Regions from separate parts of the Mus musculus genome. Here all the other regions are linked to region 1. The links are chromatin loops, found by intact Hi-C in ENCODE. Cell type or tissue: heart. All regions are shown on one strand. Region 1 has its middle 12 kb from the start of Gm27162. Region 2 overlaps Ets1 (E26 avian leukemia oncogene 1, 5' domain). Region 3 has its middle 43 kb from the start of Gm27162. Region 4 has its middle 27 kb from the start of Gm27166. Region 5 overlaps Ets1 (E26 avian leukemia oncogene 1, 5' domain).

Region 1 (5,000 bases):
GTCCTTCAAACAGGTATATTGTCCCTGAAGATAGAAGCTTCCAGAATGCTCTCATCCTGTGCTGGCAGAATTCATGTTAAGTGTGCCATCTTTATATAAGAGCCACATGGGAGAATCGCATGGTCTGAAGTTCAGATTCAGTTCAGAGTTACAACAAGGCATATTTTTTAAAAAGTCATTGAAAGGGGAGAGTCCCAGATTAGTTGCAAGTAAGTTGGGTATCATGGGCCCGATCTTTGCCTCAGACCTACATGATAATGTAGGAACATTTTCAACTTTCTCCTTCTCATTTGGCCTCGTCTTTCTCTTCAAAAACCTAAAGACCAAAGGTACCGGAAGCCTTGATTGTCAGAGTTCAAAGCCCTCGATAAACATTTGACATTTGGAAATGTGTCTCCCTCCCCTCCCTCTGTACCCTCATCTTGCTTGCATTGGCACCAGCCTTAGAGATAACCATATCAGGCAGAATAAATGAGACTTGTTTCCTTCTAAAATGTCTTCCTCCTGCACGATACAGCTAAGCACCTCGGGCTTGCTTGTATTTGCAATTAGACTTCTCTCTTCTGACTTTTAGGTCAGAAGATAGAAAAATTCAAAAATTTCTGGAGAGAGACAGAAACCATGGAACTTTTAAACCAAAAAGGGACTGATAGATTATTTTCTCTGATAGTCTTGTTTGATGATGGTGGTGGTGGTGAGTGTGATTGGAAAAGTTCACTACATTGTTTGCAGTCAGTTACTGAGCTGGTACCAAACCTCAGAAGATGTATATAGACAAGACTGACATTCCTAGCATAAAGGCTTGCTCAGGCTACATTCATTTTTAGCAATAATTCTGAAAGTTCAGACAGTGGGCTCTCCCAGAATCTACACGGACCAAATTCTCTCATGAATTGATCAAGGAAATAGACCAGGCTTGTCCTCCGATATCTTTCTTGGGAGGTTTGCTAGAGGACGGAATAGCTCTGGGTCTAACCTAGAGTCTGTGTTTCAGGCAACGAGTTGGGCTTCTTGAGTTTTGTGTAACTGCCCTGTACCCAAGACTTAAATGCTAAAGTTGAACCTCCCTCCACATCCTCCTCCAGGCTTCAAGATGTTGAGGAACATTAAGCTGGTGACAGAAGAAAGCTGGAGACAAGGCTAGGTCCCTGCTTTGTACAGGTTAGGGATATCCAAAAAAGAATGCTCAAAATACTTCCCACCCCCATACACACATACCCCAAAGGGACAGAACACTAGAGAAGTTCTTTGCTTTTGGTCTTAAGGGGATTTTTTAGAGCAAATACAAACAAAAATGAAAGTGGCTCAAAAATAAGTGGTAATATTCTCCTAGGAATTACAAATGTGACCAGAGACGGAAGAGAGAAAATGGATAGAGTTCCCAAACTTGGATTTATCTGTCTCCTCCCATCTTGGACCATATCTGGCATTCTCTCTAACTCCCATGCCTCGCTTGAAACACTAAATGGTTGGAAGACCAGCGGAGGTGTGTAAAACCTCGTTCATCTGCCATGACATCATTTAGAGGCTGCTTCTACTGGACCCTTCGCAGAGGTGTAGTGCTCTGTGTGGTTTGTGTGCGGTGGGGCAGTGGGGGCAATCTTGGAATCACAGCCACCTGATACATGGTGTTCACTTCTGGGGCTCCCAGCTCCCAGCCCCCAGCCAATACTTTGCTTCCTCAAGGACTAGTGAGAATAGCCTATTTAAACCCCAATACACACTCTCAGTCTAGGGCACGACCCCTTTTGCTGCTCTTGGCTAGCTCTGTAGTCCCACCCTCAGCCTGCAGGGTCCTGCCGAAGCCGAACCGTGCACTTCCGGGTCCCACACTCCACTTGCGTGCTTCCCAGCCCACTAGAGAGATTTTTCAGAAAACTATTTTTAGAAATAGTAACCTCAGAGTAAGCAAGGCACGGCACTCCAGATTGGGCGTTTTTCTGGGGCAGTTGAGCTAAGGAGCATTCGTTTAAAGAGAAAGGTGTAACAGCCGCCCTTGCTGTTCAACCCCGGAGATCATTTCAGATTCCTGGGTTTGACTCCCTCTAGCGTCGCGATTGAGAAGACATGTCTAAATCCAGGCTTGGGAGACTGGTTGGGAACCAGGACAAAAAGTGTTTTTCTTCGCTTTGTTCCTAAATTCCTCTCTGCTCTCCGCTCTCTCTTTTGTGACAGAGTTCCCAGCATGGGAAGAAAATGAAGATTAAGTATTAGTTTAAGAATAGTAAAACAATTTATTTGCATCTTTTTTTTCTTATTCCGGGAAGGATCAGCGATTAAACAGAAGTTTATCTCAAGAATGAGGCTATAATGTAACTTCTGGATATCTCTGTTTACATTAAGTCTAGTCCCTGAAGAGAATCTGCATGCGCACTGTTAGGGAACACTGTGTACTGTGCATCTTGTCTCAGAATTAGGGTCAGCAATTCTGCTGCTTTTGGAGAGGACAAATTCCGAGGAGGGGCTTGTGGGCACAGTGGCGAGCAGCATGAGACTTTGCAAACGTAAGAGACACAGCCACATACTGCTAGCAGCTCAGAGCAGTGTGTCTGTCTTTGCAAGTTGAAATCATTGGCTGTTTTATCATATTTCCTTATGAATTTGATGAGCCTGCTTCAAGAAGGAAACTGGAGAAAAAAAATGCAAATTAACTTTTCTAGACCGAGTGCCCTGAGATTTCGCTGACGGAAAGGAACCCTGATTGAAGGGATCTTCAGTGGTCAGGAGGGCTCAGTCCTCCAGTTATCTGGTTTGGTTATAAATGACTGGATTTCTTCTATAACCTGGCTGTGGCTTACTAACGTCTGAGCTACAGAGTAAACCAAAGTGACTGTGGGTGATAAGAGGGGAAACGTGTGTGGTGCACACTGAAGACATGCTCATACCTCCCGGGCTGTTTTGAGTCAGACTTTGTGAATTATGGAACAGCAGTCATTCATTCAACAGAAAGCATTCCATTCACAAACACTGCAGCTAAGCTCACAATGGTTCATTATGAGGTCTTTTGCTGAAGGGCTGCTTGCCTTGCCAGGGTAACAGTCTCTTCTTTGACTGTCTTTCTGTTCTCATTTACCATTTTCACATATTTCTCTTCAGAACTTATCTGATGTCTAGCAACCCCTGGTGGGGAGTCTGGAATGCTCACCCCCCCCAACCCCACCTACTCAGCCTGTATACATCAAATGATTTAATTCTTGAAGGTGGACCATTCTAGTGCTGATTTTCCAGGATGTATAGGCTTGTTTGCCTTGGCAGCCACAGAAAACAAAGGCATGGGTGGTGGGCTGGGAAGATGGCTAAGTATGTAAAGTGCCTGTCTTACATGCTCATGACCCAAGAAAACAGAACCGATAAACAAACAAACAAACAAACAAATGGGTGCATGCTATGTACAATGAAGAAAGACTCTGAACTATGGCTCTGAAGATGGTTTTAAGTGTGAAGAAAGTATGAATGAAAGACGGTGAGGATCGAAGTTTTAGGACGTCAGGTTGCAGTATGGGTGGCGAATGTCTTCCTTGTTCAATATGCCAGAGGCTCTCATAGGTGAGGGCGGGGCAGTAGTTGAGGAGAAAACAAAACTATTGAGCTGAAGTTGCAAGGAACTGAATTGCTTTTCTTTTCTTTTCTGTCCTTTTTTTTTTTTTTAAAAAGGTTTTCATTGGGTCTTTGTGAGTTTCCCATCATGCACTCCAGTTCTGCTCATCTCCCTCTTCCCTCATATCCGCCATTCACCCTGCAACCCTCCCCCCCCCAATAAAAACAAAACAAAACAAAACAAAGCATAGAAAAGACCCCATTGCGGAAGCTGCAGTGTGTCACAGTGTGTCCCACAGTATATTTCTCTGTCCATACATCTTCACTTGCAAATGTCCATTGCAGTGAGTCATTGGTCGGGTTTGAAATCTCTGGCTTCTGTGACACCATCAGAATTGGATCCTTACCTGTCCTCCACTCCATTACCCTGTTGTTGCCCTGGATCATGGGGGATACTGCAGCCTTGGATTAGCAGGACAGGCCCTTTTATGCATTCCAACCTTTTGCAGATGATAGAGATTTTGTTGGACCAACTCAGAGCCTTGTGTCTGGGCCTAGGAGGTAGCTGAGCTCTCCCTTATGTGAATCACCAGGGTGAGCTCTCTAGCACTGCTCTGGTTCCACCACCCAATGCCACCATCTTCAGGAGACAGGGTCAGCTCTCCCGCTCTCCTGCCCTCAGGCCCAACTCTCTTGACTGCCTCAGGTAGAGAAGAGCAATGGGGCTGAGGGCTTCCCCTACTACCCTCTACCACAGGCCACTTCACATCTAGTGAGTGGGAAGGCCAACTCTCCCATGTTCTCGCCCTTGGAACCAGCACATCCAACATCCTTCCACTAGGGCCTGCTCTACTGTGCTTCCTGAGTGAGGCACAGGACTGGCTTTCTCCAGTGCTGCAGCTTGTGAGGGGCAGGGCTAGCTCTCTCATGCTCATGACCCTGTGGGCAGCTTTCCAAACTGCTGAAGATGATGAAGAGTAGGGGGTTTGGGGGATTATCTCTGAGCCTATGCCAGTCCATGACAGACAAGTGGTAGGATCAGCTCTCTCACCTACACTCACGCCCTTGGGGCTAGCTCACCCACACCATTGCTACCAGGGCCAGAATCTCTGTACTGTACAGGTGAGGTGCAGGACCAACTCTCCTGAGTGCTACCATGATGGGGCCAGGTCTTCAGAGTGCCACAGGGGAAGGGCCAATTCTGCACAGCCCCTGGGCACCCACATGGTCCCTGGTAGCTGCCTCAACCAGGGATATCTCCATGTTCTCTAGTGGTAATATAAGTCACAAATAGAGACTCGGACCCCTGCCACTGTGTAGCCACAGACCCAGATATGGCCCTCAGTGACACCTAGGGATGGGACCCCATAATGACCCCAGGTGGCAGGGCTGGCCACTCTCTCTTCTTAATGCTCTAGCTGCTTCATGTCTTTCTTTAAGACATCTATCCACTACATAGTCAC
Region 2 (5,000 bases), 230 kb before region 1:
GTAGATCAGACATTAACTATGTCCTCCCTGGCCCTGGTTTGATAAGAATGGCACCCTCTGTTTCCAGAGCTGCTGTACATTCCAGTGTCATGCAATCAAACACTGCTTGTTTAATGATCACTGTCACACACCAGGAACCTCTCTCTCTTGTGTGTGAGGGGGACGTCTACAGTTTGGTGATTGTCACTCAGCCCTTGTAAACTGCAATGGGAACAGGTAGCAGAGGGAGCCATAATATGTACATTTGTATATGTGTTGGCTTTGTGGATAGTTGTCCGCTGGGGTTTCTGAAGAACTTAGGGAGAAATGTTGCTCCAGAATGACACTCTAGGGCTTGGTGATAGGAAAGACATGAAGAAGAGCCTCTTCCTCCTAGTTCACAGCAGTGAGCAAATGGTGGTGGTATAGACAGAATCCTGGGCGGGAGTCAGAGTAAGACAATCAGTAAAGCTACGGTGGGTCACCTCCAGGGCTTCCTTCCCCATTAGGAAAAGAAAAGTTGGACTTAGATGACATCTAAAGGCCCTTCTAACTCTTGCAGGAATCGTGTGGGACCCTTGGCCTGTGACAGAGCTCCACAACTCCTCCACCACTGGCTGCCTCCCTTTCATTCATCTTATAATTACGTCTGGTTGCCAGGCGGGAGAGCCTCCCTCCAAGGAGTAGTTAAGGTTTTATAGCAAATTCTTTCTGTAAATTCTTTTCTGCTTCTTGGCTGCAGATGAGGCTTTTCATAGCTAGAGTGAGGGTGTATGGAGGAAGAAGGCAAAGGAAGGGTAAATAAAGACTCAGGTAGACTGCATGGAGTGATAGTTTACTCTTCTTCAGCCAAAGCCGAAGAGATACTGGAGCCCAAATTATAGATTAGGTAGATCTGCACGGACTGTGGAGAAAGGCAGATGACAGGGTTAGCAAGGGAACCTAATGGTATAGGGAGGGTAATCATGAACTCTTCCAAGTTTATCTCTCTGGGTCCTAAGCAACTCCTTAGCAACCAGGAGACTTTAGCAGGGATCAACTCTTAATTATGACTTAAATGTCTCAGCTCCTAGGGGTCCAGCTCCTTAGAGACACACGTTGAGATTTACAGGACTGCATAGGGTCTTTATTCTGTGAGTTGTTGAACATATTAATCTGAGGCTATAAACTCCAGATGGGGGCAAGAGCACTGCTTGCTTTTGTGCAGGGAATTTTGAAGGCTGTAGGCCGAGAGGAGGGTTGTGTCCTATACTTGCCAAACAAGCCACAGGTGGGGATTTTCATATCTTCTCTGGTGTCAGCCTGGCCTTGGGTATGAATGCTATGAATGTGGTCGTCTCTCTGCCTTCTCTCCACTCCTACCATGTGGCTCCCATGTGGCTCTCTTGAATTACACTGGGATGAGTCAGCAGGGCCTTTGGAAAGAAGGGGACGTTTTGCCCGTAGGGAGAATGGGTGGAGAGGAATGGGAGAAGCAGGGTTTGAACGGAATACTGCATCAGCTTAGTGTTCCGTGCACCCATGCCAGCATCCATTGTCCGATGTATTTTAAGGTGGTCTTCCTCTGGGTTTTTTGTCTTCACCTTCTGTACTGAGTGACTACATCACTTGCCAGTGTGGCCTGGAACATAATATCTCAGTTATCTTCAGATTTATTTGTGTGCCTTTGGGTACTCTGAACTTGTAGCACGCATCTTCCCTCATGCACTTGTGAATGAATGAAGCTGGAGAAAGAACCCAGTGTAACCTGTAGCTATTCTCTGAGTCCGTTGGACCCAGCAGTGCCCTGGTTGAGCTCTAAAATGATCCAACATTAAAGTGCTTGCCTCCTTCTCACCATGGGAGGGTGTGTGTGTGTCTCTCTTCTATATTCTAAGCTAGTTAAATGAAAAACAGGACTTCTGCTTCTTTTTGCTTACTTAAGTGTTGTTTTTCCAGGAGCACAGAAGGAAGTCACTCATGGAGGTTCAGAGGCAGGAGCAGAAAGCTGTTTCTCCACAGGGATCTTTGTACTGGGTCTCAGATGTTTTGGTGTGTAGGGGGGAGGGTGCGGGGGGGGGGGAGAATCTGGGTTTGTGCTTTGGATCGGTAGGGTGGAATCCAGTGGATGAAGTTGCTGACTATTGGCTGCCTGTCAGTCCTCTCATGACACAGGTGGCACTGTATAAGGTGGACAGGGTAACAGCTTGCAGGGACTCACTGCTGAGTCTCTTTTCCTATGGCTTCCTTCTGCCACCAGCCTGTAGCAGGTTGTGGTCTATCACAGACTTATCTGACTGCTGGCTTCCATTTTAGTAAGCCTGTGGGAAGAGGGAGAATAAAAGTAAATTAATAGTGCGGGGGGAAAAATTGAATATCACAGTATGAAGTCCTGTTAGGAGAAAAGTTGAAATTCCAAAGGGAAGACAGGGCAATAAGAGGGAAGGAAAGGTCTTTCTGTGTCTCCATGCATTTCAGCTCGTGGCCTCCCTTTTCTCCTTGGTGCTGGATTGAACCCAGATGCTGGACAAGAACACATGCTGGACGAGTGCTTTGGCCTTGAGAGACACCCCCAGCCCCGTGTCTTAGTCCCTTTATTCTGCTCCAAGGGAGCGAGCTAGGGAACTTAACCATAGAAGAGCTCTGTTGTAGTGTCACCAGCCGTGGTTAATGAACAGATGTCTTGGGAGCCGTAACATTGATCTCTATTGTTTGGCTGATTTATCCTTGGCATCCCCGGAAGAGGCCTTAATCACCTCTCAGGTCTACCCATCTCAGAGGGGACTACGGAGGGCAAGCCAGTTCTACACTTGGCGAAAGAGACCTGTTAGATTGAGAGGGAGCAGGATGAGCAAAAGAATAGCTCATTCCTCAGCAGGCAGCCTTTGTGGTGACCTCATCTTCCTCCTAGCTCTGGTCCAGTTGGAGCTATGCATACAGGGCAGACTTCCAGTTCCTCCTGTCTGGGACTCACAGGGGCAGATATAAATAGACCAAGACTTTGTCTGTAACCATTGTTCTCTGGCTGCCCATTGTTTCTGGTGCTGAAGCCTACCCCCTCCCACCACCATTGCTCCTGCCCCCGACTCACTCTCACTGTGCAGAAGTTTGAATTTCAGCCTGGCTATTTTCATTTGCACTTGTCTGGTGCTTGGGGAGACCAGAGGAGAGAAACAGCCTACAGTGTAGATCAGCTGAATTATAAGCCTCCTATTTTGATGCCAGCAATGGTTTTGTCTGAGTCTTTCCTGGATATATTTGTGGTCCAGACAAAGATATGTGGATGTGTCGATAGTTGAATCAGGAGGATTTGTAAGGGGTTCAGCAACTGTCCCCATGATTAATGCTCCTGTGTCAGAGTAATGCACGGTCTGTGGTGTTATATTATAGGGCTCAGTACTTGGCCATTGCCTCTTCGGTGTTTTTTTTTTTTTTTTTTTTTTTTTTCATAAGGAGCTTAGACTAGAGAAAGATGCAGAAAGCATTTTTAGTAAGGTGCAGATGGTGCAAAGGTTGAGATGGATAGCTAATAGGGTAGATTTAAAAAAGATTTTTACATGGGGAATTACGGTTCAAAACAGTGGCATTTGCTATAGATAGATCAATAAAGGCCAAGGCTATAGGTGTGGGACTGGCTATGTGAGTTTGTCTAGAGGAGGGCTGGTAGTGTCTTTTGTCTTTTGCTTAGTAGTTGCTATGTTCTCACTTTTAGGCAACCATCTCATCGGTCTCAGTTTACCCTGCTTGTTGGATGTTCTCTATGGAGGTGTATGATGCTCCTTAGGGGGTACAGACATGCAAGACTGCTTTTAGGGGGAACAAGAGGCCACTGTGAATGATTGCATTAAACGGGGAGTTTAAAAAGCTGGACAGAGGGGTTATCAAGCAGGAAGGATAAAAGCTGAAAACCTGCTAGCCGAAGGATCAGTAATGCAAGGGCTTTGACTGACAGAGCCAGGTCTGAAGGACACAGCTCCTAAGCAGGCATCCTTTGACAAAATGTGTATGATAGTTCTTCTCATAGCCATCACGTCTTATGAATGAATTGAAAGGCTCACAAAGTAGGGCACAGCTGGGTATCTTAAGCCAGATGACAGTTAGAGAAGAGAATGCCAATTTTCACCCGGGTTCTGCCTCTCCTTTGCTCGTCACTCCTTGTCATTCTTGAGAAGCTTAGGTCCCTGCTATGTGGACAGTCTGTTGCATGTGGCGCCATGTTGTGCGCCCGCGTGGCCTCGCCTGGGAAAGTGGGGTTGCTCATTTTGTGTCACAGTTTTCCTGCTTTGGATACAGGCAGTTGGGCTGTGTGGATGTGTGTGAATATGCATCTTCCTTCTCAGCCCGGATTTATTTATTAAAAGAAAAACACATCTGCATAAAAAAGCCTCAGAACACAGGAAGAATGTCTACTTTGTTTTTCTTTCTGTAGCATCAAGACACGCGGGGTTTTGGCTTCCTCTGAGGGATTTTGAAGACTGGCTTTCATCTCAAACGAGCCCCCCCCCCCATTGGAAAATTGTCCTTTTTAAGGGGAGGAGGGGTTACATGTATTTATATAATTTTTAAATAAATAAGAAAATTGGGAAGAGAAGTTCCTTTCAAACTTCATGGAAAATATTCCATTCTGAATTGGGAGTAAGTCGCTGCATCTCCTTAGCTCCTTCCACTTGGCCTCCTGCCTCTGTCCTGGCCCTGTCCTCCTTGCTGTCTCCTCTGCCTCCTCTCCTGCTGTCTCTTCCCAGACAGGCCCCAGTTCAGCTCTCTCAGGCCATCTTCCTCAGCTAGCTGTGAGCCACTGAACGCTCCCTGGAAGAGGCCTGGCTCTGTGTTTGTTTCCTGCGTGGGAGGGAGAGGCAGGCCTTGAGAAAACAGTTCAAAAGTGCAGAAAAACTACCTCTTCCAGCCTAAATAAACCGGCTTTGCTCCATTTGTTTGCCCAGATTTTTCCTTTGCCCATGGAGAAAACGTTTCATCTTCTACCTCTCCTGGCTTCGCTTTCCTGGGGGAGGGGATCCCTAGCCCCCCTTCTTCATGCTTGCTGT
Region 3 (5,000 bases), 55 kb before region 1:
AAAAATGATGTTTTATAAAATGAAGCACTTATCCTTATAATTATGTCATTTAGCACAGCATCTAATATCTGGCCACAGAATCTCAAAAGATGTTTCCTTGAGCCAGGCACAGCAGTACATGCTTTTTAACTTATTTGAGCACTCAGGAATCAGTGGCAAGCAGGGCTTGTGACTCTTATTCTCAATCATGAGTTTCAGGCCATATACGGCTAACTAGTGAGAGCCCGTTTTCTGGTTTTGGGTTTTTGTTTGTTTTTTGTTTGTTTGTTTGTTTGTTTTCGTTTAAATGCTTCCTTGAAAGGTTGGAGATGATACTTCTGTCCCAATTTATAAGTAACATGAAGGCAGGATGAAGAGGTCAATGTTTCTACCTTAAACTTACTAGAATCATCTATGTGTTTATGATTTCTTGTGGATATGTTTGTGTATGTGAATGGGTGAGCAATCACCTGCATGTGTAACTCAGAGGTCAGCTTTCAGGAGTCATCTCTCTCCCTCTGCCTTAGGAGTTTTGAGAAGTGAACTTATGTTGTGTGGTTGGGTGGCAGGCACCTTATTCATGGAGTTATCTCACTAGACTTTTGTCTACTTTTTCAGAGCTGAGAATTGCCAGGGGAGAAAAACATACATGAAGTTATTCAATAGTCGCCTATGCATCTGCAGGGTCTGGAAGTCTCCATGGCCATGAATTTCAAAGGAACCATGATATGGGGGAATTTGAATCCTACTTTAGTGTACCTCCTACGCTTCTTGAAAAAAGCATATTTGTACTGTTTATCCCTTATATAATGTACAAGGATTTAGAGACGAGGCAACTGTGTAAGCCAACTACTTTTCTAATTTCCACTGAATATACAGGGTTTTATTCTTTCCATAAGTATTTCTTATATTCCCATTCTGGACCAGGCTGTGGTCCCAGGCATTGCATGCAGGTCAGAGATATCGGTTGCCTTCAGGCAAGTATGTGTCCACATTCTTTTCCTTTTATAATAAAACTACACAGCACCTTGTTTCATGTCTCTTCTGCCTCCCTATCCCATTGTAAAGGGCACCATTGGACAGACGAGCCTTCTTCAATCTCCTATATTTGAAAGCCTATACGGTAGCCTAAGGTTTTCAGTGCCACACGTTACACAGATACATGTATCTTAAGCTCGGACTTGGAACTATTCATGTCAGCCTTCCTTCCATTCTCCCAGCTAGTTTCACATCATTCCTTTCCCCACTCTGGCTTCTGGTCTGCCCCCTTCCTTCATGGGTTCATAGAGAATGTTCAAACTGTCCATGTGTCAGCAACTGCTGTGTGTCTGCATGAGTACTCTATAGCAGTCTAGTTGAACTTGTCATTTCTTGCATGCTCTGTGATTGTTACCTTTAGGCCCCATTTATTCTCTCTTCCCTGGTAAATGTAGCATGCATTGCAGACGGATTCCTGGTTGCTCCTTTATTGAAATACCTCTCGTAAATCCCTTTTATTTTCAGATTCACCCAAAACCAAATAATCTTCATTTTTTTCCAGCCTATGTCCATCACTTTGTTCATGTGTTCTAGGGTTCCATGTATACCCATGTCACAGTCACCCATCCAGGAAATCTCTCTCTGTTAGGCTGTGTTGAAGCACATGTGTGTTTTTTACATTGGTTTTATTTCCCTTAAACTGTAATTGAAGTGTCAGGTTCTTCACAGAGCCCATGTCAGAACCCCTACAGCCCTCATTATCCTTGTTTTCCTCACACGGCACATATTTTATGGACTCGGAGCTTGTAAAGACCCAGAGTTCATGCTTCAGGTGGCTTTAGGTTTTTGTTTGTATCTCAAGTACTTACCAGAATATTTGGTCAATTAAAGAATAAAAGATTAATTAATCAACCGTTTAATCAATTAATGGAAGACAAATAAAGTGTAATAAGAGAGTAAGTAATTCCCAGGTCCAAACATTGGGGGATTAAACATAGGCTTTGTGTCACTTAATGTCCTATCATCACCCATGAAATAAAGACTGTACAAGTCCTTCTTGGAGTTGTTCTTCAAAGTGGCTACGGTAATATATAGAATAGTTTGAACAATGGCCGACCTAGTGTAGAGACCCTGTAAGCATTTGTAAGTCCTCTGATTTGGCCGTAACACATTCCTGTAAGGAGGAGAGTTTTGGACAAACTGGAGGAACTGGAAGAAGCCTGGGAAGGTAGGTCATCAGGTCATCAGTTTGAGTCCTGAGTGGTGAACGGTAGAAGACATGTCCTGTTTTGTTTTTCTGTTTCTCCTTGGGCATCACGATGATGCGATGCTTTCCAATGCCCACTGTCCTTTCTGATCTCTAGGCTCTTTCTTAAACCAAAACAACAGCCATCTTTTTGGATCTTGTGTTCCAAGGCCCCTCTTTCACTGTGCCTGGCTCTCATTCGACAAGGGGGTCCTATAAGCTAAAATCAGGCTGCTTATTGTTCCTCCAGGCCTCTCACTGTCAAACCTTGTGTATCCAGCCTTGCTGGGCTCAGTCCAGGAAACATCTGCAGAGACAGCTGCAGGGCTCCATTCTCACTCCCATGACCTGGCCTGGGCAACCTGCAGGGCCACCTTCTCCAAAAGGCTGCGTGGGGAAGCTGAAGAGAACCAGGAATGGGATTGTCACCTGAGGCACAGAGGGTTCCAGTGACGTGACCTTATTGTCTAAAAGACAGCTGGTTGTTGTTGTATGCTTTTCAGTACAATAAATAAAGCCTTCGGTTGCTATGGCAATGTCTGAACTGCCACAGTGCCTCTGAAGGTCCCTCCTGCAGCCCCTGGCTGGGCTCTCAGCCTAGAGAGGTTATGAGGCACATGGAAAGCAAATTATTTGCACAGATCCAGCTAATGAATAGCTTTGGACAGGGGACTTCCTGAAGCTGGTGGTGTGCTCCACCCAGGCAACTTGACTGAAAAGTGCATTGTTATGTCTTCCACAAGGCTAAGCCATTTGTTGGGCCCACGCCTGCCTGGGAGGCCAAGTCTGGCTCACTCATCTCACACCAGAGTCCGAAGAACATCTTTCCTGCTTTGCTTCTTCAAACGCTAGGGTTCCTGCTGGGTCCTCTACCTTTTTGTGATTCCTGAGTGGATGTGGTCAGCTTGGATGGTTTTTGGGGGGAAGGAGAGCCTTTGGAAGGGTCTTAAATTCAGTAGGTTTCTTTTGGGGATCTGAAGGATGGACCAAACCTGTCTTCCCTGTGCTTTTCGGATGCACACACCCCTACTGTGAGCTCATAATACTACCACCAGGTACAATCACCACATAGGACCATATAGGACCCATGCCCTAAGCATGCACAGGGATGGGCATGCCTCTTAAAGGGAAAGAACGAAATATACTACAGGAGTGGTTAATGAGCAGGGCAGTAGATAACTGGGGATGAGAAAAATGAGGTCTGACCTGCCAGAAGATCTTAAAGAATTCTTTTCTAAACATGTGCCAAGGCTCTGTACTTTGGTTGCTTAGATCTTCTCTCTCTGGGAACCTCTGCAGTTTGTGTTTTTGATATGGAAATGTGCCCATTGATCCCTGCTGGAGGACCCATAGCCATGGACTGGAGAGGCTGCCTCAGGTTGAAAAAGAACAGAATTCAGCAGGTGGCTCTTCCCACTTCCTCCATTTCTCCCCTGTCTGGAGGCTTGTTTCTTTTCCAGCAGTCTCTTGCTCAGCTCACATTCTTCCCAGTGCTCTGGCGGGGACATCTCTTTGTTTTTAAAAGCAAAATAAATGAATTCTTGATAAGGGCTGCCATGCTCCTAAAAATCCATATGGGGATAAAATGTAGACATCTTCAAAAGGAAACTTGAGCTGCCAGACACTGCTTGGGCCCACCATGAATAATTCAACTCTGTAGGTAGTAGACTCAGACTGGTTTTGAAGTGGCCTTTACATTAACCAACTAACCAAAGGAAAGTGTTGCGCCTGGTTGCAGGCAACACAACCAAGGCCCAAGAAACTCATCAAATATGCTCACTAGGAATTTAGCTGCTGTCCTCAGTGTGTGTGTGCTATCATATGTATAGATTGGGAGGCTTCCCCCCTTTTTTTAATTGGATATTTTCTTTATTTACACTTCAAATGTTATCCCCTTTCTCAGTTCTCCCCTTCCTGAAAACTCTCCATCCACACACCCCCACCCGCTTCTATGAGGGTGTTCTCCTATCCATCCGTCCACTCCTGTCTCCCCACCCTCCATTCCCCTACACTGGGGCATCCATCGAGCCGCCATAGGACCAAGTACATCCCCTTCCACTGATGCATGACAAGGCTATCCTCTGCTACATATGCAGCTGGAACTATGTGTACTCCTTGGTTGGTCACTTAATCCCTGGGAGTTCTGTGGGATCTGGTTGGTTGATGTTGTTGTTCTTCCTAGAGGGTTGCAAACCACTTCAGCTCCTTCAGCCCTTTCTCTAATTCCTCTGTTGGGGTCCCCATGCCCGGTCCACTGGTTGGCTACGAGCATCCACCTCTGTATTTGTCAGGCTCTGGCAGGGCCTCTCAGGAGACAGCTATATCAGGCTCCTTTCAGCAAGCATTTCTTGTCATCCACAATATTGTCGGGGTTTGGTGACTGTATATGAATCCCCAGGTTGGACAGTCGTCTCTGGATGGCCTTCAGATTTGGAGACTTTTAAACGATGATACTGAATGCTGCTTTTGAAAGCACACTGTTCACATAAGCGTATAAGTTCATAAGTCTGTGTACTTATCCAACCAAGATTTTCTAAATTTTCTTAGGATCTATTCCAGACTGTTAACAAAACAAAACAAAACAAAACAAAACAAAACAAAACAAAACAAAAGAATCCTATGGACAAAGAAAGCATGGTACCCTTGCAGTCTATATGATTTTCAAAGTCCTAAGATAATATTAGAGACTAAAAAAACCCTCAAAATTCAAAATTATACTACAAAATTAATCCATTTTAATTTGTCATTGTGTCATATAATCTATACAGAAATTATATTTTTCCAGATTTATGAGTAA
Region 4 (5,000 bases), 63 kb after region 1:
AGGGGATATTGGGAGTATTTCAAAGCTTTCTTGTAATTCCATGTGTTGTGTTTTATTAAAAAGGGAAGAGAGCCAGGATATGTTTTGGTAGAGTAAGGTATGGTGAGGTAAGAGGGGTGCCTCGGTGGGCACATGCTGAGGCATCCCTTCCCCCTGAAGTACCAGCCATAGGATGGATGTGGTATGGAATAGAGTTTATTAGGGCATGGGAAGGGAGGTGAGGAGGGAGAGAGAGAGAGAGAGAGAGAGAGAGAGAGAGAGAGAGAGAGAGAGAGAGAGAGAGGGGAAGGAGGAGGAGGAGGAGGAGGAGGAGGAGGAGGAGGAAGAGGAGGAAAAGCTGGCCAGGAACACATGGAAAGAGAAGGGGGAAGGGGTCAGGGGAGAAAGGGGTCAGGGACAGAAGAGAACAAGAGAGTAAGAGAGCAAAACAGCCTCTTTTATAGTAAGCCAGGCATACCTGGCTGTTGCCAGGTAACTGTGGGGTGGAGTCTAGAAGGAATGCTAATATGATAACATTCCTCCATTTTGGTTTAGTTTAAAGAAGGAGAAACTAGAAAGAGGTGATGATGAAGCAGGAATAGGGTTGTTGTGATCCTTAGTTGCTTCCTGCTGACTTTGGAGCCATGTGTCTCTGGAAAGCCTAAGAAAATGGGGATGAGGATGTTGGCCCATCTTACGGGAGAGGTGGTTACTTCCTTGCTGTCCAGGGTCTGTGGAACCATCTGGGGGTAGAAAGGAGTAGGTCCAGTAAAAGTGTCTGTGTCTGTGAGAGAAGGCTGGGGCATCTATGGGTTTCTTCTCTGTAGCTGTCCTGGGTGTAGATTTTGAGTAAACTTCTGGACTTGGCAAGATGCTGAAACACACACACACACACACACACACACACACACACACACACACACACACTTGAGGTAGAGAGTAATAGAGAGTAAAGTTGAGTAGAGAGTTTTGGGAGAAAACAGTTTTCTTACATGAATATTTGAAACCCTTAAGTCTTGGTGGTTAGGGCAAGGGGCATCCCAGTCCCAGGGAACAGGAAAGGAGTCCCATCCTCTGGAATAGGTGACAGGTAAGAACTTAGGCTATTGATTGGCAGGTGTACTTATCCAGATGGAGTCTGTTCCATGAGAGGTAGTGCTTGTAAGTTTAGGTGAGCTTAGGAAGACAAAAAACAAAACAAAAACAAAAACAACAACAACCAACAACAACAACAAAACCTTCCATGGAGCAGAAGAAGCAAGAACAGTTTTTCCTTCTGTCTAGGAGACTGAATGAATATATATCCTTTAAAAGACAATTCAAGGAAACTTGAAAATTTGACAACCTTGTGAATATGATAACTGATCATACAGTTTAGCTTGAGAAACAACTTAAGTCTATTTGAAAGATAACAAAAGAAAACTTAAAATTTGTAACTATGATAGCTAATAGTATAGTTTTAGCATGAGAAACATTTTAAGTCTACAATTAAAGTCAATCAAGGTGAACTTAAAATTTGAACCTGTGATTATAAGAGTTGGGTTGTATAATGGAATGTTTTATTTGAGTTAGGCTAATTCTTAAGAACTCTATTGGTTAATGTTAGGAGAGTGGCATAACAAGGGCCGAAAATCTGAAGCATTTAGTCACTGAAAACTGAATTTAGATAAGGAAGCAAGAGAAGGTTACATCTGTGAAAGGTTACATTTGAACTTGTCTACCCTTTATCATGAAGTCTATGAGAAAGGCAAACCTGCCTGTCTTTGATAAGATATCTGGTAGTCTTAACTAGTTAACAAATTGACTAATAGGCTAATAAGGTGGTGGATTGTCTTGAGGTAAGGAGTTAGAGGTCTGTTTTCTAGCTGTCAAGCTGTAGTTACTTTAGCTGTCAATGTAGTCAGAAATCAGCGAAGAAGAAATTATAATCTAGCTGCCATTCATTGGTTAAAATGGCAGAATTTGGTCAATAGTCCATCACCTAAGTTCCCACATCCTGTGGTTTCCATTCACAACTTGGGCAGTCAATCTGGCTGTCAAGCCCAGAAGATGAGAAGAGTTTTTTTTTCCTATGGAATAGTAATGTGGGAAAAAGTGACTCACTTTGATTTAGGCAATATGAGACATTTAACTCTCTGATGGCCTCTGTCCAGAGGGTAGGCTAAGCTCTGGCAAGGAAATGGAGCAATGTTTCTCAGTGGTTATCATTACAATCAGGGAAGAATCTTGTCCCAGATCTTCTCTGACATCTTGGAGGGTAAACTGTCAGGATTTTGGAGTCTTTGTCTATCATAATAATATTTAACATTACATTTTAGCAGATTACCGATAAGATTGTGAGCCAGTATTTATCTACTAAGCATATCTGAGTTAGACACTCTATGTTTGTTTAATTACTTACCCTGGATGTATCAAGCAATTAAAGAGAGTACACTATGACTTAATAGCAGTAGCAAAAACAAGGCTAAGTGTATATTTAAATAAGGCAGTGATCTTTAACATTTTTACATTTCAAAAATATTTAAATTAATATTAAAATCATTATTTACCAAGGCAATTATTTACCAAAGCAGGATAGAACGAAAACCTTATCTTAATTGAAAATTGTCTTTGGAGGCTTTAAATCAGACTGTACTCCTAAGGGCAGCAAAGTGGGGGACTGCCCATAACAAAGATGGTGGACGGTCCTGGGACTGCCCTTAGCTAAGATGGTGCTGAAGCAATACTATAGGAAAACCTTATCTGCTCACAACAAATATGGCACCAAAGCTACAGCTCCACCTGGAGGAAAGTCACAGGTTATACCTTAGAATGAAGCAGCAGAAGTGTGAGACACAAACATATAGATAAATCTAAGCAGCATAGTGTGAGGGTGTGTGAGGGGAAGCGTTGGGATGAGCATCCAACTGGAGTGTGGAGCTGAGGTTACAAGCAAGGCTGAGGCAGCCCTCCTTCCTTCTCCCTTTTCTCTCTTTCCTTGCCCCTCTTCTTCTTCTCTCCCTCTCTTCTCTCTCATCCCTTTCCCCTTCATCCCACTATAGCAAGCAACGGTCATCTGAAATTCAGACATCATGTCTTGCCGATTTGAACTTCCATCTTTACAAAAGCCACCTTTCCTGGGACATTTTGCTGGAACAATTCAACCAAACAAAGACAAATACTTGCTTGATTCTCACAGTTAGACATTTATTTTAGTTAAGGTCTTAATGCTGTGATAAAGAATGTGACCAAAAGCAATTTGGGGAGGAAAGTGTTCTACTGAGAGAAATTGAGGCAGGAACTTCATGAAGCACAAGGCAGGGAAGAACTCTGCTTATGCGCTTATTCCTGTGATTTTCTCTTTCTCATGCATCTTATGACTATCTATGTAGGCATAGCACCACCCACAATAGTCTAGACCCTCCCACAGGAGGGACACCAATCAAGAACATGTCACCACAAGCTTGCCCATAGGTCAATCTGAGGGGCCATTTTCACAAAAAGGAGGCTTCCTCTTCTCAGATAAATACAGTGTGTGTCAAACTGACAAAAAAAAAATTCCAAAAACCAACAAAACAAAACAAAACAAAAACAAAAACATACAAAAAACCCCAACAATTAGAATTCCATCCAAAATAGTTGGAATAGATGCTACTATTAAAGTTTTAAGGCAGAGAAAATTGAAGCTCAAATTTCTTGAGAGAAAAGTAGCTCTAAGTATCTTTAAAAGCCACTTCCAGAGCGTCAATATCATTCACTTGCAATTGAGTTTATAGTCTTTGTGTATGGTGCATTCTGTTTAGGTGTTATTTTAGTAGGCTTCAGACAATTTTAGCTACTTGATGTATAGGTGGCACAGCTGTCCACACCACCCAAAAATCTCCTTCTATGTATAAGGACCATGATGCTGATTTTAAATGAAATTTGCTAGGTCCCCATGCTGGTTAATATTGATTTACAGACTAGTTCAGTGGCTCTCAATCATCTTAATGCTTTAACCCTTTAATACACTTCCTCATGTTGTAGTGCCCCACAACCATAAAATGAATTCAGCTGTGACTTCATAACTGTAAATTCCTAATGTTATAAATCCCAATGTAAGTATTTGATATGCAGGATATCTGAATATGTTACCCCTGTGAAGGGCTGTTTGACCTTCACAAGGGGTCAATACCCACAGTCTGAGATCTTCATCTCCAGACGCCACTAGAAAAGACAAGCCTCTATCTAGATTGGGTTAACGTCTGAGCATGACTTTGAAGGATTATCTGGATTAGGTTAATTAGGTATAAAGATCTACCTTAACTGTGGCTAGCACCATATCATGGACTAGAGGCCCAGGGTGAATAAGAAAGGAAATCAAACCAAACACTAGCATTCATTCCTCTATGCTTTCTGTCTGTGAGTGAAACCATCTGTCTCAAGTTCCTGTCACCACAACTTTCTCATCATGGGATATCCTTCCTTCTTTAAGTGTCTTTCACTAGGTGCTTTGTTGCATAATGAGACAAGTAACTAAAGCAGGCTCTGACCTCAGAGCAGAGTTATAAAACAATGTGGAATCAAACTTTAAACAGCTCTTTGTCCTTGTGATTCTCTGTTCTTCATAAATTGGAGCAAGGCTCTTATCTAGGCTCAACATGATTATATCAAGTTAGGCATAATTATGACCTGGTTACTGTTTTAATTTTGAAATTAAGTATAATGGAAGGAGATTCAATTTTCTGTCAGGTTGACAAGGGATCGATTTGTGATGGCTATTATTGATTGTCAACTTGACCACATCTGGAATGAACTAAAACCCAAGCATCTGGGTATGCCTATTAGGGGTTTTTCTCGATTGAATCACTTGGGGTAGTTATCAACCTTTGGTCTGGGCCACACCTTCTGGTAGCAGCTAACAAGACATGAAGAATAAAGCCCCTTTTCTCTGTCTGCTTGCCTTTACTCTGGCTGGAAATTCCATTCCGTTACTGGTATTAGAGCCTACTTCTTTGGGATTCCAGTGTATACTGAAGACCATGTGAGACAACCAGTCTCAA
Region 5 (5,000 bases), 210 kb before region 1:
ACTCTTGGTGTAACCCTAAACAAGGAGGTGAAAAACCTCCATTCATCTTTCCCATACCTCCATTTATGCTGTGCCAAGAATTGTGTAGCTTAAGATGAGGGCTCACCACTGGCTTTTGTGTTGAAAAGCTGACCCATGTGCTCTGATCCAATAGGCCTCCAGTAAAACTGAACATTTGTATCTGCTCATTTCCAGGTGAGGCTGACATGTCTGCTTGGGGCACCACACTCTGAGAACAGCTAGGACAGAGTGTAGTCTTCTTCTCTAGTTTCTGAGTGCTCATCAGATCTCACCGTCCGTCCCTCTGCCAGAGGCAAGGCTTTCCTGTCCTCTGGAATAGTTCCTGTTCTGGGCTAGCATGTGCCTTCTCTTTGGAAGTCCTATTGGCACTGTATGTGAACGTTCGTGTCTGTAGATCTTTAATGCCTGAATCCACTGCAAGGCTCACAATCCACTCTCTCGGCCAGCGCTCTTTCTGTTCTCTTCCCATCCCCTGCACATTGCAGGCACTAAGTAATTCTTGGTTGCATGAATAATATTGTTCCTTCTTTCTATAGGTAACCGAAAATGCGTAGTAGCACAAATGGTTTCAGTGAATAAGAAGGATAAATGGGGGAGGGGCGTGGGTAGTGGAAATCAGAAGAAGAATAAGCATGTTTGTTCGCCAGGATTCAGAGTGTTGTAAGCAGGACATGGGGTTGGTTCTTTTTTCAAAGAGGCCTACCTAGTATATTGTGGAAAACCCCTTCAGTTTTACCTGCTGTGATGAAGACGTGAACACAATTCTTTCTCAGCTTGCATTCTCTGGCTCATTCACACTCTTTCATTCTTCATGAGTGGTTAATTACCTATGCGGGTTTTGTTTTTTCATATGCTGCCTTGTTTTTCCTTACAGACATGGAATGTGCAGATGTCCCGCTGTTAACTCCGAGCAGCAAAGAAATGATGTCCCAAGCCTTGAAAGCTACTTTCAGTGGTTTCACAAAAGAACAGCAGCGACTGGGAATCCCCAAAGGTATACTTTTGATCGTAGGAGAAAGGACCACGAAGACTGGATCCTTAGGAAAGGCTCGTTTGCTCTCCTGTAGCAGACAAGTTTGGAAAAAATTTATTTTAGAGTCACGATGGGTGACCATGGATGAACCCAGGGAGCTGTGGTGCTTATTATTTATATTCTGCTCTCTTTCATGTACTTTGGCAAACTATGCTTGTGCTTTGGGTGTTCCAATCTAAAAGGGTTTTCTGAGAATGGAAAGAGTCTGGAGTTATCATAAAGAAGTGAGCTGTGAATTGTCAGCTGTCCCTAGAACATTTCCTGGACAGTCATGAATAGGCAAGCTGGGTCTTGTTTTTATTTTGCTTTGTTTTGTGTTGATGTTGTTGTTGTTGTTAAGAAAGTTGAAGGAAAACTGTCTATAAATAACACCTCGTCTGACTGTAAATAAAAGACTTCCAGCGTGGCCAGACCAAAGTGTTGTTTAGATTCTTAGAATACATCTGCACATTTTTTTTTACATCTTCTGTTTACAACTTTACCCAAAACCTCGGTGGACCACAGCTCCAAGCATCCTTTGTGGACCAGAATGCCAGAGCATAGTGACTTCTGAGCCCTGAGTGTTCCCAGCATCTCATGCAGTTACTTGTGGCTCAGGCATCATTTGAGTGGACGTAGAAGCCTGCTGCCTCCTGATTCCTTTTGGTGTCATTGGCAGGTACAGCTCTGTCAAACCTTAGGTCATGTTCATGAAGATTACATGGCTTCACTGCTACTCAAAGCTGTCCCTGTGGTCACAAATAATGATACTTCAATGACTTACCATTACTAATTGCTGTGATTATTATAAAACCTGAGTGGCTAAGATAAAAAATAATTGAGTATAAAAAAATCTCAAGTGTATTGCAGCGTTGAGAGCAGAAAGAGGCATGTGCAGTTTGTGGGAAACACTTTCCATTGCTATTGCCATTAAAGAAGGCATAGTCCCTTATCTGGGGGCTTTTGATATTTTTTAATGAGAATCAGGGTGAGAGAGGAGATCAATGGAAATCTTGGCCTGAAAAAAAAAAAAGCAGGGAATTGCTGTTGGCTGATTTTAGCTCCTCCTAGCTGAGGAGATGGGAAAGTGGGGTGCTAGATGAGGGAGGAAGAGTCTGAGAGGTGCTGGACAAGATGCTGCTCCCAAGGTGTAGAGTAACTAGCATCGTCAGCTCTGTTTCGGCCCTTCCCTGCCTTCTCCCAGCCTGACCTACTATATCCTCGCTTGGCCTCTCTTCTCAGACCCCCGGCAGTGGACAGAAACCCACGTCCGGGACTGGGTGATGTGGGCTGTGAATGAGTTCAGCCTGAAAGGTGTGGACTTCCAGAAGTTCTGTATGAGTGGAGCAGCACTGTGTGCCCTGGGTAAAGAATGCTTCCTCGAGCTGGCTCCAGACTTTGTTGGGGATATCCTGTGGGAGCATCTAGAGATCCTGCAGAAAGGTAAATGTGTGCAAATGGGGAGGGGCACTGGGTGGAGTTTCTCTAAGAGTAGGAGGAAGGCTGGCCCAACAGTGGGATGCTCTTGCTGTTGTTGCCTGTGGGTGTTCAGCCATGGTATAGACGGTATGTGGGGCTGTGTTTGGCTCAAAGCAAGAGCTCAATACATGTTGGCTTATTTTCTTCTCTGCCTTAGGAGTTCATATTTTATTTTTTTTTTAAACAAGATTGTACTTCTCTAGCATCTTGTATACAATTCGAGTTATTTTCTTAGACCCATACATTATTTGAATAAATAGTGTCTGAACTTAAATAAATCTGGATATATAAAACAGGAGTTTCACCTGCTCTGGAACGTTTGATATATACTCCGTTGGTCTGTGGTGTATTCTCTCTGGTAACAGGAGAGTACAGCTTTTCCAAGCCCATTAGCAAGACAAGTTTCTCTGCCAGTCACTGGCTTGGGATTAAGGCAGCGTAGAATACCTTTTACATTTGGAGCCAAAGCTAGGGTTATATCAGGACGTGGTGTTGCAACCTTGTAATGACACAGCCTCCTCTACTGGCCTGGCCTCTTCTAACCTTTTTGGACCAAGTGACTCATGTCCCGTAGCTCCGGCTGAGTATAGCAACAGCAGCGGGCCGCAAACTTGGGTGTTTCTGTGCTTATTTGTCTAAATTTCTTCTTAAAATAAATGGCAGTTACCAGCAGTCAGCAGTGCCCTACAGCTGACTGTAAGCCTAGAAGCCTGCTGCCCTCTGTAACCAGGCCCACCCTTTCCCTGTGGTTACCAGCCTCAATCTCTAGGCACAGCATCTGGGGGCAGGGCACACAGCTCAGTCCATGTAAGACCTTCCTTTGTTTAAGAGAACGAACACCTCACTCTAGAGACCTAGAGACCTAGGTTCCAATCCTCTGGGCATATGAATGTGGTATGTCTTCCTCCACCTCAGCTTCTTGTCGAAACTGATCCCTGGATGAACACAGTTAAGGACTTGGTAGCTCTTCCTGTGGCTGCTGCTACTCAGGACTGGACAACTGCTCGCTGTAGGAAGGGCACTGGTGCAGACCCCTAGGCACTGACATAATTGACCTGTTCATAGGAGGATAAAGAAGGATGTGGCAGACTCTACGCAGCACCGGTTTAACTTCTGTCTTCTGAACACAACAGCAGGTTGCACCAGACCATGAAACCAAACATAGTCTGTCAATATGGTGCTTCTGTGAACTCTAAATGAATTCCTGCAGTGGACGTACCCAGAGCTGGGGGTAGTCTCGGTCTGTCAGAGGCTGATCATGGTCTGTTCATATCCTTGATTCCAAAGTGCTGCCAAATATAAACTCTTGAAATTAGCCACAATCAGTGATCGACCCTTTAAACTTTACTTACTTCCAAGTCTGTTTTCGTTTCACTTCTCACCCAGTGCTCTTGCTGTGATGCTCCGAGGAAACTCTACCACTGAGACAGGATTAGACTATTGACAGTGTTCATGCAGAGGAGCATTGTCAGGGATTTGAAGTGAAGCAGGGTGTAATGGAGTCGGTGTGAGGAGGCAAGTCCGGTCATCCTAGCCAGGGTCCCGTTGCTTGAGGCAGTAAAACTGTCAGGCTATGGATTTCCGTTTCTGAAGGGATGACAGGGACGTTTGTGCGTAGGACAGCGTCCCTTCTGTTGATCTAACAGGAGCAGCATGGCAGCCAGAGAGCATAGCTGCTTGGGGTGGAGCTGGAGGCCAAAGGTGCAGGGGATGTTTGAATCTGATAAGCCGCTCAAGCAGTGTGTAATCATTTTATCTCAACTGGGAACTTTTTTTTTTTGAGTGCAGGCATAAACTTGTTTTCCCATCAGCCTTTGCTCTCAGGAGGCTAGCAGGTACCTGAGGAAAAACCCGTATCAGCAGTCTCTCTTGATGACTGATCTTTGCAAAGAAATGCAGTCAGGCTCTGTAGAGTGTCGACAGCTACTGCGATTGATTCTGGGGTAGCAGAGTACCCCGAGCCCCACTGCGAAAGATCGGCTCTCCGCTACACTTTATTTCTTCCTGGGTCCTAATGAAGTTGGAATCTAGGCAGTGTGGACGTGTTGGCTTCTGTTACTTTACATAAGTCCTCACAGTTCACTGAGTGGCGTCACCTTACCAGAGTCCTGCTTCTTGTCTGGGCCTGAACTTGAATTCTGAGAACAATGAGAAAAGCAGAATTCAAAAGGACAAAAACAATCCAGATATCTGCAAAAAGTGGAGGATACAAATACCCACTTGCCTGAAGGCTAGCGTGTGTTCTGAAATGGGTTTTAGTCGACCCGTTTGAGTGTTAGGTGCTGATCTTGGTCCTTGAGACATCCCCACACTTGAGCCTGAAGATTCAGTTCTCTGAAGGGAAACAGCAAGACACCACCCAATAGGGATGCCCGTTCTCTCAACCCTCAGTGATTGCCCACTGGGTCTCCTCCCAAGATAAATGGACCAATCCCGTTTCACAGCTGCTGATATGTTAAGCTCAGCCGTACTTTAGTGATGTCATCCT

What was found. Peaks named below come from ENCODE experiments on the same cell type or tissue, not always from the same donor. Only the 100,000 strongest peaks of a DNase experiment are listed, where the experiment ranks them.
Region 2: it touches region 1 in a loop (2.6-fold over the local background); 12 of 42 quality-filtered maps call a loop at or near these places.
Region 3: a loop joins it to region 1, with 2.2 times the contacts of the local background. A loop is called at or near these places in 3 of 42 quality-filtered maps.
Region 4: a loop joins it to region 1, with 2.2 times the contacts of the local background. A loop is called at or near these places in 3 of 42 quality-filtered maps.
Region 5: a loop joins it to region 1, with 2.2 times the contacts of the local background. A loop is called at or near these places in 13 of 42 quality-filtered maps.

What each region holds. Positions count from the first base shown.
Region 1 is chr9:32,938,707-32,943,706 of GRCm38, forward strand. No RefSeq gene overlaps it. Among named protein-coding and RNA genes, the nearest start is that of Gm27162, 12 kb to the left of the region's middle. In heart, CTCF peaks have their summits at 2,049, 3,119 (motif pointing left) and 4,367; a DNase peak (open chromatin) is centred at 1,845; H3K4me3 peaks cover 1,019 bases; H3K27ac peaks cover 1,601 bases.
Region 2 is chr9:32,713,355-32,718,354 of GRCm38, forward strand. The region is part of intron 3 of Ets1 (E26 avian leukemia oncogene 1, 5' domain); the gene reads left to right. Among named protein-coding and RNA genes, the nearest start is that of Gm3331, 67 kb to the right of the region's middle. In heart, no CTCF peak of the experiment used is centred here; DNase peaks (open chromatin) are centred at 1,367, 2,897 and 4,847; H3K4me3 peaks cover 211 bases; H3K27ac peaks cover 2,947 bases.
Region 3 is chr9:32,883,596-32,888,595 of GRCm38, forward strand. No RefSeq gene overlaps it. Among named protein-coding and RNA genes, the nearest start is that of Gm27162, 43 kb to the right of the region's middle. In heart, no CTCF peak of the experiment used is centred here; a DNase peak (open chromatin) is centred at 2,826.
Region 4 is chr9:33,001,995-33,006,994 of GRCm38, forward strand. No RefSeq gene overlaps it. Among named protein-coding and RNA genes, the nearest start is that of Gm27166, 27 kb to the right of the region's middle. In heart, a CTCF peak has its summit at 2,749 (motif pointing left); no DNase peak of the experiment used is centred here.
Region 5 is chr9:32,727,780-32,732,779 of GRCm38, forward strand. Ets1 (E26 avian leukemia oncogene 1, 5' domain) reads left to right here. Exons shown (of 10, transcript NM_001372534.1): 4 at 896-1,015; 5 at 2,276-2,476. Among named protein-coding and RNA genes, the nearest start is that of Gm3331, 53 kb to the right of the region's middle. In heart, a CTCF peak has its summit at 3,042; DNase peaks (open chromatin) are centred at 2,422 and 3,052.